4 separate regions of the Homo sapiens genome follow, and regions 1, 2 and 4 are each linked to region 3. The links are chromatin contacts, found by Hi-C or POLR2A ChIA-PET in ENCODE. All regions are on one chromosome and are shown on one strand. Each heading gives the region's core, a stretch centred on a gene start or an enhancer-like site at or near the end of the contact. The rest is flanking DNA. Distances are from core to core; before and after follow the strand shown. Region 1 holds the start of ARID3A (AT-rich interaction domain 3A). Region 2 holds the start of NDUFS7 (NADH:ubiquinone oxidoreductase core subunit S7). Region 3 holds the start of SBNO2 (strawberry notch homolog 2). Region 4 holds the start of WDR18 (WD repeat domain 18).

Region 1 (2,835 bases), core at 332-2,831, 250 kb before region 3:
GCGATCTCGGCTCACTGCGACTTCCACCTCCCGGATTCAAGCGATTCTCCTACCTCAGCCTCCCAAGTAGCTGGGACTACAGGCGCGCGCCACCATGCCCGGCTGATTTCTGTATTTTTAGTACAGATGGGGTTTCACCTTGTTGGCCAGGCTGGTCTCGAACTCCTGACCTCTGATGATCCGCCCACCTCCGCCTCCCAAGGTGTTAAGATGACAGGCGTGAGCCACCGCGCCGGCCCCGGTTGCAGTTTTGTGGAGGGAGGAGGTGCAACTAGGTGGAAGGACAGAGAGAAAGTTGCAATGCCGTGTGCTAGTCTAGGGAAAGGGGAGGGAGACGACTACAACCCCGCCCCCAACACTCAGGACCGGGGACCCGAGCCCGCCAGAGACCCTCCACAAGTGAGGGTCCCCCGGGGTGGCCCCTGCCCGCCCTCCAGGCTCCCCTGGGGCTCACGTCCGGGCTGGAGCCTGGGCCTCTGCGCTTAGCCCCCTGGGGTCGCTTCCCGCGCACACAGCTCCCTGCAGAGCACGCGTCCCCCTCCCGACCGCCTTCCTTGCACCCCGCTCGGTGCCTCAGTTTCCTGCTCTGCGCAGTGGCGACAAGAAGGTTGCCAACTACAGAGAGGAGTGAGGGCTGGAGACGTGCAGGGACCTCCCTGGAGGGAGGCGCGGGGCACGTGGTTGGGCAAGCGACCGCTCAGACCGTGTAAGTCATCACCACCTTCACGGGGGGGTGGTGGGCAGCCGAGCTCCCGACGCTGGTGACAGCCGGGCCGGGCAGGGTCGTCCTGGTTTCACAAAGGGGCTCCGGGTCCCAGCGCGCACCTCCCCACGCCCGCGCCGAGCCCCCGTCTGCAGCCCGTCCCTCCCCAGAGGGAGGCCGGCGGGACCCTGGTTCCCTCCCTCCGACGCCGCCCGCCCAGCTCTGCACCGGGTCTTTCAAGCCCATTTCTCAGACTTGGAAACGGCGGCTCCGGAGAGTGAAGTCACTCTCTCAGGGTCTCTCCGTCTAAGGGGCGAAGGTGAAACTCCGAGTCCACGAGGCCCAGCGTAGGTGCTCCGTAAGAAGGGAAGAGACTTGGTCCCGGATCTGGCTCCGATGCCTCCGGCCAGCCCGCCCAGGCGGAGCCCCAGTCAGTCCCCTCTTCTTCCCCCGGGGCGCTCCCGCCCCAGCCCCTGCCCCCGGCACCCTCTGCGCTTGGGGCCGCGTCGCGCACTTTGCCCACCGTCCCTAGGCCGGGGGCGGGGCCTCCCGCGGCGCTGTTCCCCTTCCCGTTTATTATTTATTATCCTTTAAAGGGGCCGCGACCTGAAAATTTCCGTCCACTCTGCCCGGCTCCCCAGCGCCCCCGGGCTGGTTGCGCGTCGTCAGACCGCGGGAGGGGGGCGAGGGGGCGTGCGGGGAAAAGTGGGGAGCCCTGGCGAGGCCCTCCCGCGCCCGGGCCGCGGCGCTGAATCACCGGCCAGGTATTTGCATCCGAGAGCGACTCGTCCCCTGGTGATTTGTCTGGGGGTGGGGGAGGGGCGGGGCGGGGGCCGGCCGCGCGCGGGGCGCCTCTTACCAATCGGGCGGAGGGGTGTAGACGCGGACGCGGCTGGCGGCTCGGTGAGTCGGCGCGCGGCACAGCCCCGTGGGTCGGGGGCCGGGAGCCAGCGGCGCGCACCGGCGGCTGGAAGCCAGGCGGGCCCGGGCAGGCCGACCCCAGGCGCGGGGCGCGCGCCCCACTACGAGCCGCCCTGCGCGGTAAGGCTGGGGAGCGCGCTGGCCGTTCCCAGCGCGGGTTCCGGTGCCGGGGTGGGCGCAGTGCGTCCTGGAAGCCAAAGAAGGGGGTCCCCAAAGTTGGGCGGAGATGTTGGTGGGGGTCCCGGACTGGGAAGGCGGCCCTGGCGGGCTGGGGTTCGGGGAGTTTTCTCTGCACCCCGCTTGGAGACTTCACTCCCCACTGGATCAATCGCTCAGGGGCGAGCAGGGGCGATCGGGGGTCGCGAGTGCGCGCCCCCCCCTCCCCAGCGGAAGGAAATGGTCTCTGCGCGCGCGCGGGGGGCTGCACCCCGATATTTTATTTCATTTTTATTCTTTCTCCCCGAAATCAGGGATTTATTCGGGAGCCCAGAGAGGAGGGAGGGTAGTTCCCGGCGAGCCTCCCCAGCCGGGCTGGTTTATTTATAAAGTGTCCGCCCCAGCGCAGAGAGGGGCCCCCGGGGGAGACACCGCGGCCCCCGGGCGCCGGGGTGGGTTGGGCCCGGGCGCCCGGTTCCTCGGCGGGGATACCCAGGAAGAGCCCCCTGACCCGTTTCAGGGCCCCCCAGACACAAAAGCGGGCGCAGGAAGCGCTGGGAGCGCGCGTTTGTCAACTCCAACGCTCGGCGCCGGCCCCGGGCGGCGGGTTCAATTATCTTCCGTTTTTAGGCGCTCGGGCTGGAGGGGTTCCCCCCCCCATGCAAATCGGCCGCTTTCCAAGAAGCCTTTGAAATCCGGACCAGGGTTTCTGTCTTCTTATTTCTTCTCCTTCTTGAGTTTTTTTCTCACTTCCTCCAGGCCCCCCCAACCCAGGACTTTCTTAGCCCCCTCCCCAGCTTTCTGCCCCGCCCCTCCCCCTCCTCTTCCCTTCGTGGAGTGAGGGGCCCCTTTCGCCACCCGCGGGCCCGGGGCCTTGCACAACTCTTTAAATAACCATGTTTTGCAAGGCCCGCGCCGAGCGGGTGACCTCTCTCCGGAGGCCTGGGGGGAGGAGGGTGTGGCCCAGGATCCCTCCGCCCCCCACCCCTGCCTGGTCCAACGACCACCCAGCGCCCCGTCCCAGCCTCTCCCTTGGGGCTGTCATAAAATGGGGG
Region 2 (2,700 bases), core at 170-2,669, 210 kb after region 3:
ACCATGCTGGGCCCCTCCAATCCTTTTGAGCTGCCCAAGAACAGAGACCAGGCCTGGCTTTGCTCAGCAGTGGGTCCCCAGCCCATGGCACGAATTCAGTAAACACTTGTTGTGGTCCTCAAGGGGCCCCCAGTCTTGCTAGTCACCTGTGTTCACCTAATTTGAGCCTCTGTTTTCTTTACTTTTTCTTTTTCTTTTTTCTTTTTTTTTTTTTTTTGAGATGGAGTCTCACTCTGTCGCCCAGGCTGGAGTGCGGTGGCACGATCTCAGCTCATTGCAACCTCCGCTTCCCGGATTCAAGTGATTCTCTTGCCTCAGCCTCCCGAGTAGCTGGGATTTAGATACAGGGTTTCACCATATTGGCCAGGTTGGTTTTGAACTCCTGACCTCAGGTGATTTGCCTGCCTCAGCCTCCCAAAGTGCTGGGATTACAGGCGTGAACCACCGCACCGGCCTTTGCCTCTGTTTTTGTAATCATAAAACAGGCAGACAAAACCTCCAGTGGAATTGTGAAAATTAAATGATATGCATGCAGAAAGCGTTCTGCAAACTCTGTTTTGCTAGTTTGGGTGTTTAGTGTTAGTTTTTATATCATTAGTACTGGTTGTAAACTTATCAATTTAAGCAAGATGGAAAATCGAGGGTGTGTCAGGGAAGGGGGAAGTTTGAGCTGAAATTATGACCTCTTAGGGGTGGGAAGAGGAGGCTTTGGGGTTGTGAGGTCTGAGCCCCCTTACTTTGGGATGAGTCCACATCGCGGCGACTCCTCTGCAGAATGCGGTGATGTTGCGGTAAGGGGTCCGGGATAGCTGCGAGGCAGCTGGACCAATCCTGAACGAAAGACATCAGTGATCGCAAGAGGCGCTAAAACTTCTGCCGAAACCCGGGATCGAACCAGGGACCTTTAGATCTTCAGTCTAACGCTCTCCCAACTGAGCTATTTCGGCTGGGCGGCAGAGTCGCTCTCGCCGGGACTCCGTCCCGCGCTGCGCCTTCCCTGCGCAGGCGCAGTCGTTTCGCGTCAGCAGGCCCCACATCCTTTGTAAGGTCTCCCAGGGCGCCGGAGCGCAGTGTCGTCTCTGTGGCGCAATCGGTTAGCGCGTTCGGCTGTTAACCGAAAGGTTGGTGGTTCGAGCCCACCCAGGGACGCGTGGTGACTTTTGCCCTCCTGGAATAACAAGAAAATGAGTGTCGCCTCTGTTTTTGTCGGTCCGCCGCAGACCCGCGGCCCCCACGTGCGCACTCCGATGACCTTTCCGCCTCGGGTGATCTGGGGGTGCACGGCGCAACACGACCACGGAGGCCGAAAGCGCAGCGGAACCTCCCGGCTCCAGGTTCCGGTTTCCGCATGCGCTCCGAGCCGCTTTGGGCGGCGGCCCCGGGAACCCGGAGCGCTAAGGAGAACGGACCTCAGAGGTTGTCTGAAGGCCGAGGCCAAGATGGCGGTGCTGTCAGGTGAGCGCGGCACCGGCGGCGGGTGTGGGGCCGCGCGGGTCTGGGGCCGTGGGAGCCTCGGGTGTCGTGGTGGCGTCGGGGGTCGGTGCCGGCGTCGTGGCCGCGGTCCTCTCCGGGCTTCTCCGAGCCGGCCGCTCCTCGGGCTCCCCGCCCGGCTTGCGATGAACGGTCGCCGTTATTGCGTCCAGAGTACAGTCGGGGAAACCGAGGCCCGGTAGGTCATGACGCAAGCCTCCAGCCTCAGGAAGGCGCTCGGGGTGGAGGCTGGAGGGGCCCCATTCACGTCCCCGAGACCAGGGCACGGCCCGCGAGGCTGCTCTTGAGATGCCCTGGAGAGAGCGGGGCCTGCCTGACAGGCTGGGAAACTGAGGCCCATTGAGGGTCTTCGAGGTCACAGGGCCGGGCCTGGGAAGGAACAGGACCCAGGACATCCACGCCACCCTGCTGGACCCTCCACCTCCCTCCCCACCCCTGGGAGGTAAGGGCCTCTCGCAGAGCCTGTCCTGCTCCAGGGACTTTTTTGGGATCAGCTGAAGCCTGCGGACCTCTGCTCAGATAAAGTTATTAAATGCATGGAATAAAATCCATAGAATTGCAAGGAAATCAGTTACACGGAGAGGCAGTTATTAAAAGATTGTCTTGAAACCTGATTGGCGACTTAGTAATCTAAGTGCTTCCCTTATGAACGCGATCTAGCGGCAGGTCTAATTGCGACTGTGATTTGGAAGGAGTGAGGAGTGGAAATGAGGCTTTGATGATACGGAAACGTCTGCAGCCCCTGCACCATAGCTAGGAAACATCTGTGATTCCGCTTGGTGAAAAGTTACAGGTCCTGCTAATACTGCCGTATTTTGTTGTCTATGCTAAGAATTTTTTATTTATTTATTAAGACAGGGTCTGCCTCTGTCGCTCAGACTGGAGTGCAGTGGTGCCATCTTGGCTCATCACTGCAACCTGTGCCTCCCAGGCTCAAGCGATTCTGGCACTTCAGTGTCCTGTGTAGCTGGGACCACAGGTGTGCGCCACCATGCCTGGCTAGTTTTTGTATTTTTAGTAGAGATGGGGGTCTTGCCCTGTTGCCCAGGCTGGTCTCGAACTTCTGAGTTCAAGCAATCCTCCCACCTGAGCCTCCCAAAGTGCTGGGAGCCACGGCACCCAGCCTACGCTAAGAATTGAATGAAGGGCTAATTTTCCATAAGATGCTGGTGACAACAAAGACATATATATTTTTTTATTCCAAGCAAA
Region 3 (2,706 bases), core at 32-2,531:
GAGATTTTTTTTTTTTTTTTTTAACTTTTCAGAATGTTAATCAGTTCATCCAGGGAGACACCCACCGTCCCTGCCCCAGCACCATCCGTGCCCGGCGTCCCTGGAGGCGCTGGGTGGGCTCTCCACAACGCCTGCCCCCCACGCCCCAGGTCAGTCTGGGGATTGGTCCCTCCAGGCCCCACCTGCCTTATTCTTCGGGACTCTGGGGTGGTGGGAAGAGTGCCCTACGGGGGACAGGACCCACCAGGAGGCCTGCGCTTCCCCTTCACCGACACACGCTGCTCCCGGGCCCCACTCGGGCCATCTCAGCCCGCTACCCTCCCTCCCGCCTGTCCCTGGAAGCCGGGTTTGAATGCGACCCGCACTCCCACCCCCAACACGCTCTGCAGACTCCGCCCAGACGGCCCCGGGGTCACCTAATATCAGCAAGCCCCCATCCCAAACCGGGGGACCTCCATGCAGAAACCGAAAAACCATCTGCCCCAGAAGAGAAGTCGGAGGCCCCAGGAGCGGGAGGGGCGGGGAGCAAGGGGAGGGAGGGAGACAGGGCTGCGCTGCGGGGCCGAGAAGGCAAGGGTCCTGGGACCGGGGACAAGGAGGAGGAAGGGGCACGAACGCCCGAGGAGCCTGGAGTCAGGAATCGGGGCGGCGGGAGAGACCGGGGGTCACTCCCAGGAAGGGGTCGAGGTCACGAGGCGCATGGAGTCGAGAGTCCCCAAAAGGGAAGGCCAGGATACCGAGGAAAAGCGGGTGCGGGGTCACCAAGGGGCTCGGGGGCACCGATGAGTGCGGGGTCAAGGGTTACCAGAAAACGAAAGGTCGGGGGTCACCAAGCTGCGCGGTACAGGGAGTCACCCGGAAGAGCGGGAAGGAAAGGTTGGGAGGGTTGTCGTGGAAGGTAGGGTTAAGGTTCACGGCAGGGGGTCGCCGGGGGGCGGGGGGGCAGGTCAAGGTTCACGGCGGTGGTCGCGGGGCAGCGCGGGGTCAACGTTGGCGGCGAAGGGCGGGGTCGGAAGGGGTCGCGGCGGAGGGCGGGGGTCCCGCCGCGCTCGCCCCCGCCCCACGGCCCCCAGAACCCCCAGCCCCGGGCGCAGGGGTCCGCGGGGAGCGCCGGACCCACAAGCGGGGTCGGGCCAGGCAGGGGTCGCGGTGGAGCCGGGGCGGGGGTCGCAACCAGAGCCTCACCTCGGGCCCGGGTCCGGCCGGGCGCGGAGCCCGCGGCGCCTGTTTCTCCGAGCCTCGCAGCTGCCGCCGCTCACTTCCGGGTTTCGGGCGCCATCTTGGGGGCCCCGCGCACTTCCGGTCATGCCGCGGGGCGGGGCCTCCACCTGCGGGGGCGTGGTCTCGGTTCGGGGGCGGGGCCACCTTCCAAGCCAATCCCTTGAGGTCCTTCCGCTATTCGGAAGGGGCTGGGACTCCTACGGCTCTGGGTTCGAATCCCGCCCTGCCTGGTTCTCTTGAGACCCCAGCATGTGCTTTCACCTCCTCAAGCCTCAGTTTCCTCTTCTGCACCGTGCTGGTGAAATGGAATCTGCTTTGTGGTACAGCATCCCCTTTTTTCCTCCTTCCTCAGAACCCCCTCCAAGCCTCTGCATGTGCCACGTCCCCCACTGGGGCTCACTCACCCGAGACTTTTAAACTGAGACTCCCTCAAAAGCTACTAAGACGATCACCAGCCGGGCGCAGTGGCTCACGCCTGTAATCGCAGCACTTTGAGAGGCTGAGGCGGATGGATCACTTGAGGTCGGGAGTTTGAGGCCAACCTGGACAATATGATGAAACCCCGTCTCTACTAAATATACAAAAATTAGCTGGGCGTGATGGCGGGCACCTGTAATCCCAGCTACTCAGGAGGCTGAGGCAGTAGTATCGCTTGAACCTGGGAGGTAGTTATTGCAGTGAGCTGAGATCGCACCACTGCACTCCAGCCCGGGCAACAGAGTGAGACTCCATCTCAAAAATAAATAAATAAATAACGAAATAAAATAAAATGAAATAAAATCATCACCTCTGGGCCTGTCAGACATACTCTCTCACGAAAAGTTATCTCTGTTCATTAATCTCTCTCCCTAACCAAATACAGTTCTGGACGCTTCAGCATGGTGACTGGCACATGGGGGTTTGGGTAAGTCCCAGGGGCTACCCCCAAGAGAGCAGGATCCTTTCAGGCAGGGCCACGGGGGCCTGAGGGGCTCCTCCTCTCGGTGGCTGTGGTGGGAGGCTGCCCTGCGTGGGGAGCTGGAGTCTCAGGGCACTTTTCCTGTGACTTGAGCCAGTGAAGGCAGATCCAGTGTGGGAGGCACCACCGCCTCCCCAGCCCAATTTCAGCCATGACAATACTGATACAGCTCCCTGGACCCAAGCAGCCACAAGCCAGAGGCCTCTGCCCCCATTCCAACCCCCTGAAACTAGAGTTGATTTCTCCATGACTTTGTTAATTCATTCAGTGACTTCTAATCGATGCTGCTCTGTGCTTGGTCATGAGCTGGGAAAACCCAGGGTCTCACAGAGGACTCAGCTGTCTGTCCCAACATCAGAAAGCCCCTGGTCTAGGGGAGAGAGAACCAGGACCAGACACTCCAATATGCGGGATCTCTGGGAGGGTTGAAATGTCTGCCTAGGGCTTCATAGAGGGCTGCATGCTGAAGAGTGTGTTGAAGCTGGGGTTTTGAAGTTCAAGTAGGAGTGTACCAGGTAGACAAGAGT
Region 4 (2,700 bases), core at 37-2,536, 190 kb before region 3:
CAACCCCCGGGCGGAAATCCCGACTTTTAAATGAATGCTCCCTTTTTATCCCTTTTTAAGGGGTTGGCAACTAATTGCACATTTTAAATCATACTGTTTTTAGGCCGGACGTTGTGGCTGAAGCCTGTAATCCCAGCGGTTTAAGAGGCCAAGGCCTAAGCCCAGGTGTTGGAGACCAGCCTGAGCAACACAGTGAGACCCCCCATCTCTACTAGATATATATTTAGTATAAATAAATAATAGATATATGTTTTTCTTTGAGACAGAGTCTCATTCGCCCAGGCTGGAGTGCCTGGGATCTCGGCTCACTGAGACCTCCGCCTCCCGGGTTCAAGCGATTCTCCTGCCTCAGCCTCCCACCACGCCCGGCTTTTTGTACTTTTTGTAAAGACGGGGTTTCGCCATGTTGGCCAGGGTAGTCTCGAACTCCTGATCTCAGGTAATCCACCCACCTCGGCCTCCCAAAGTGCTGGGATTACAGGCCTGAGCCAAAGCGCCCGGCCTTTTTTTTTTTTTGAATGCCGTTTTCAGACATGGTCCGTGACGGGCAGCCGTGACATGAAGTTAGACCCTGCTTGGCTCGGACAGAACTGGCGACTTGTTTGACCTACACCAAGCTATCCGACTAATAATTTAGATGTTGAGGCCCCTAAAGAGGGGTCAAGGGGGAGGCAGATGTCGACCAATAAGGAAACACTGGGCCGGGCGCGGTGGCTCACGCCTGTAATCCCAGCACTTTGGCAGGCCGAGCTGGGAGGATCACTTGAGCTCAGGAGTTCGAGGCCAGCCTGGGCAGGACAGTGAGACCCTGGCTCTACAAAACTAAATAAATAAGGAAGCAGTGAATTCCAATGTATTCATCGCCAACTAGCCATGTTGCTGGGTGTGCGCTCTCTCTTTTAGGCGCAATGTGTCATTTAGGCCTGTGACGTCGGAACTTTATTATTTGAACATTTAAAAATAAATGAATCCAAGAGCTTGAGTCACTTGGCCAAAAATGCCCAGGAGGAAAAGGCCAAGTCAGGTACCCCGGCTCTAGAGCTACTAACTGATCGCCGGAGACCCTGGGCCTTGGAAGAAGTCGCCTCCCCAGATCTCTAAGCAGGCCGCGCGACCCTCGAGTCTCAGGTAAGCGGGAAATCCCACTTCACAAGAAAGCCCCTCTCTCCGAGGCACGGGCGCATGCGCGGGTCGGCCACCCGCTGGGGCCGCGGGGCCGCCGCTCTGGCCCGCGTGGGGCAGTCGTCCGCGTCTCGCTCATGATGACGCACGTCCGGGGCGGTGGGGAAGGCAAGATGGCGGCGCCCATGGAGGTGGCCGTGTGTACGGACTCGGCGGCCCCGATGTGGAGCTGCATCGTGTGGGAACTTCACTCGGGCGCCAACCTGCTCACCTACCGCGGCGGCCAGGCGGGACCCCGCGGCCTGGCGCTGCTCAATGGCGAGTATCTGCTGGCGGCGCAGCTGGGCAAGAATTACATCAGCGCCTGGGAGCTCCAGCGGAAGGTGCGGCGGTGCGGTCTCGCTGCTGGGGTCATGGGGCGCCCGAGGCTGAAGTCGGGGGATGGGTTGGTGGGGGCCGCGTGCACCCTTAGTCGGAATTGGCGTGGGGAGGGGAGGTGGTCTCCGTTCGGGCGCTCTGCGCATGCGCGGGTCTGGGGGCTTTGGGGAGATACGTGCGACCTGTTAGGCCGCTCTGCGCACGCGCGGGGCTCAGGCCTGAGCTGCTATGGGGGCAGTGGGGGAAAATGGGAGACGCTCCGGGGGGTCCCTTGGGGCAATTGCGCATGCACGAGTTCTTGGAGCGCGAAATTTGATTAAAAGGGGCCTATGAGCTCTGTGGATGTTGTGGTTCTGGAGGAAAAGGGAGAAGGACCAAGGTCTGGGGGAGTCTCCCATGAAGGGGTGGCGCAGGAAACTCATGTTTATTCCTCCAATAAAGCAACAGATACTCACCGTCGCCCACAGTTTCCCCTCTACTCCCAAGCCCAAATGCAGCCAGTCCCTGAAGCTACTCGCTTCCCCCGTGTGCCCGCTGAGATCTCTTGGGACTGGCTCTGTGCTCCAGCATTGCCTGATGGAGTCTACACACAACTCATAAATTTCTCCCATTTTATTTTAGTTTTGAGACAGGGTCTCACTCTGTCGCTGAGGCTGGAGTGCAGTGGTGCGATCTCGGCTCACTGCAGCCTCTGCCTCTAGGGTTCAAGCGATTCTCGGGCCTCAGCCTCCTGAGTAGCTGCAACTACAGGCCCGCACCAACCACCACACCCGGCCCACATTTGTATTTTTTGTAGAGGCAGGGTTTCACCATGTTGGCCAGGCTGGTCTCGAACTCCTGACCTCAAGTGATCTGCCCACCTCAGCCTCCCAAAGTGCTGGGATTACAGCCGTGAGCCACCACGCCCGGCTGAGTTTTCCCATTTTAGAGAGGAGGAAGCTGAGGCTTGGGGTCTTAGGTTGGACATTATGGATAGAAGGATTGGGGCACAAGCCTACTGGGCTCTTGGGCCCCAGTGTCCTTCTGGATCCTCTTTGTTCTGTTCCTGTACTCCTCCCACCCAGGGCCCCTCTGACCCTCAGAGGAAGCACCAACCTCACATCTACCACCTCCAGCCTCGAAGCCTCTTGCAGGGGCGAACACTTCCTTGCTGGACCATGCATTTGCTCAAACCACCCTGCTCCCGACTCCTCTTCCTGG

Evidence for each region. Hi-C counts contacts between places; a loop is a spot of excess contacts on that map. ChIA-PET counts read pairs that join two places held with the same protein, here RNA polymerase II (POLR2A). Pooled maps may share reads with other maps.
Region 1: a loop to region 3 is called in a map of sigmoid colon, with 1.9 times the contacts of the local background. The contact joins the promoter of ARID3A here to the promoter of SBNO2 in region 3. A Hi-C loop is called at or near these places in 3 of 168 maps with a recorded cell type or tissue (HCT116, heart left ventricle and sigmoid colon) and 6 of 50 pooled maps. POLR2A ChIA-PET finds 5 or more read pairs at or near these places in 2 of 52 experiments (HCT116 and naive thymus-derived CD8-positive, alpha-beta T cell).
Region 2: a pooled map shows a loop between it and region 3 (14-fold over the local background). The contact joins the promoter of NDUFS7 here to the promoter of SBNO2 in region 3. A Hi-C loop is called at or near these places in 1 of 37 single-sample maps with no recorded cell type and 8 of 50 pooled maps. POLR2A ChIA-PET finds 5 or more read pairs at or near these places in 3 of 52 experiments (MCF 10A, activated CD4-positive, alpha-beta T cell and activated CD8-positive, alpha-beta memory T cell).
Region 4: a pooled map shows a loop between it and region 3 (4-fold over the local background). The contact joins the promoter of WDR18 here to the promoter of SBNO2 in region 3. A Hi-C loop is called at or near these places in 5 of 50 pooled maps. POLR2A ChIA-PET finds 5 or more read pairs at or near these places in 4 of 52 experiments (BJ, H1, WTC11 and 1 more).

The regions. Positions count from the first base shown.
Region 1 is chr19:924,454-927,288 of GRCh38, forward strand. ARID3A (AT-rich interaction domain 3A) reads left to right here and starts at 1,582. Exons shown (of 9, transcript NM_005224.3): 1 at 1,582-1,606. RefSeq lists silencers at 442-531, 622-1,551, 1,642-1,711, 2,132-2,371, 2,359-2,551 and an enhancer at 1,756-2,516.
Region 2 is chr19:1,382,488-1,385,187 of GRCh38, forward strand. NDUFS7 (NADH:ubiquinone oxidoreductase core subunit S7) reads left to right here and starts at 1,420. Exons shown (of 8, transcript NM_024407.5): 1 at 1,420-1,455. The coding sequence starts at 1,440. It overlaps TRF-GAA1-6 (tRNA-Phe (anticodon GAA) 1-6), which reads right to left and starts at 947; the gene lies at 875-947. TRN-GTT2-6 (tRNA-Asn (anticodon GTT) 2-6) reads left to right here and starts at 1,076; the gene lies at 1,076-1,149. RefSeq lists silencers at 790-919, 1,100-1,239, 1,490-1,549.
Region 3 is chr19:1,172,987-1,175,692 of GRCh38, forward strand. SBNO2 (strawberry notch homolog 2) reads right to left here and starts at 1,282. Exons shown (of 32, transcript NM_014963.3): 1 at 1,186-1,282. It overlaps LOC102725180 (collagen alpha-1(VII) chain), which reads left to right. Exons shown (of 3, transcript XR_005647046.2): 2 at 33-898; 3 at 1,574-2,007. RefSeq lists enhancers at 1-208, 1,593-1,642 and a silencer at 1,143-1,452.
Region 4 is chr19:983,059-985,758 of GRCh38, forward strand. WDR18 (WD repeat domain 18) reads left to right here and starts at 1,287. Exons shown (of 10, transcript NM_024100.4): 1 at 1,287-1,505. The coding sequence starts at 1,296. RefSeq lists enhancers at 881-1,822, 1,247-1,396, 1,427-1,606 and a silencer at 1,107-1,196.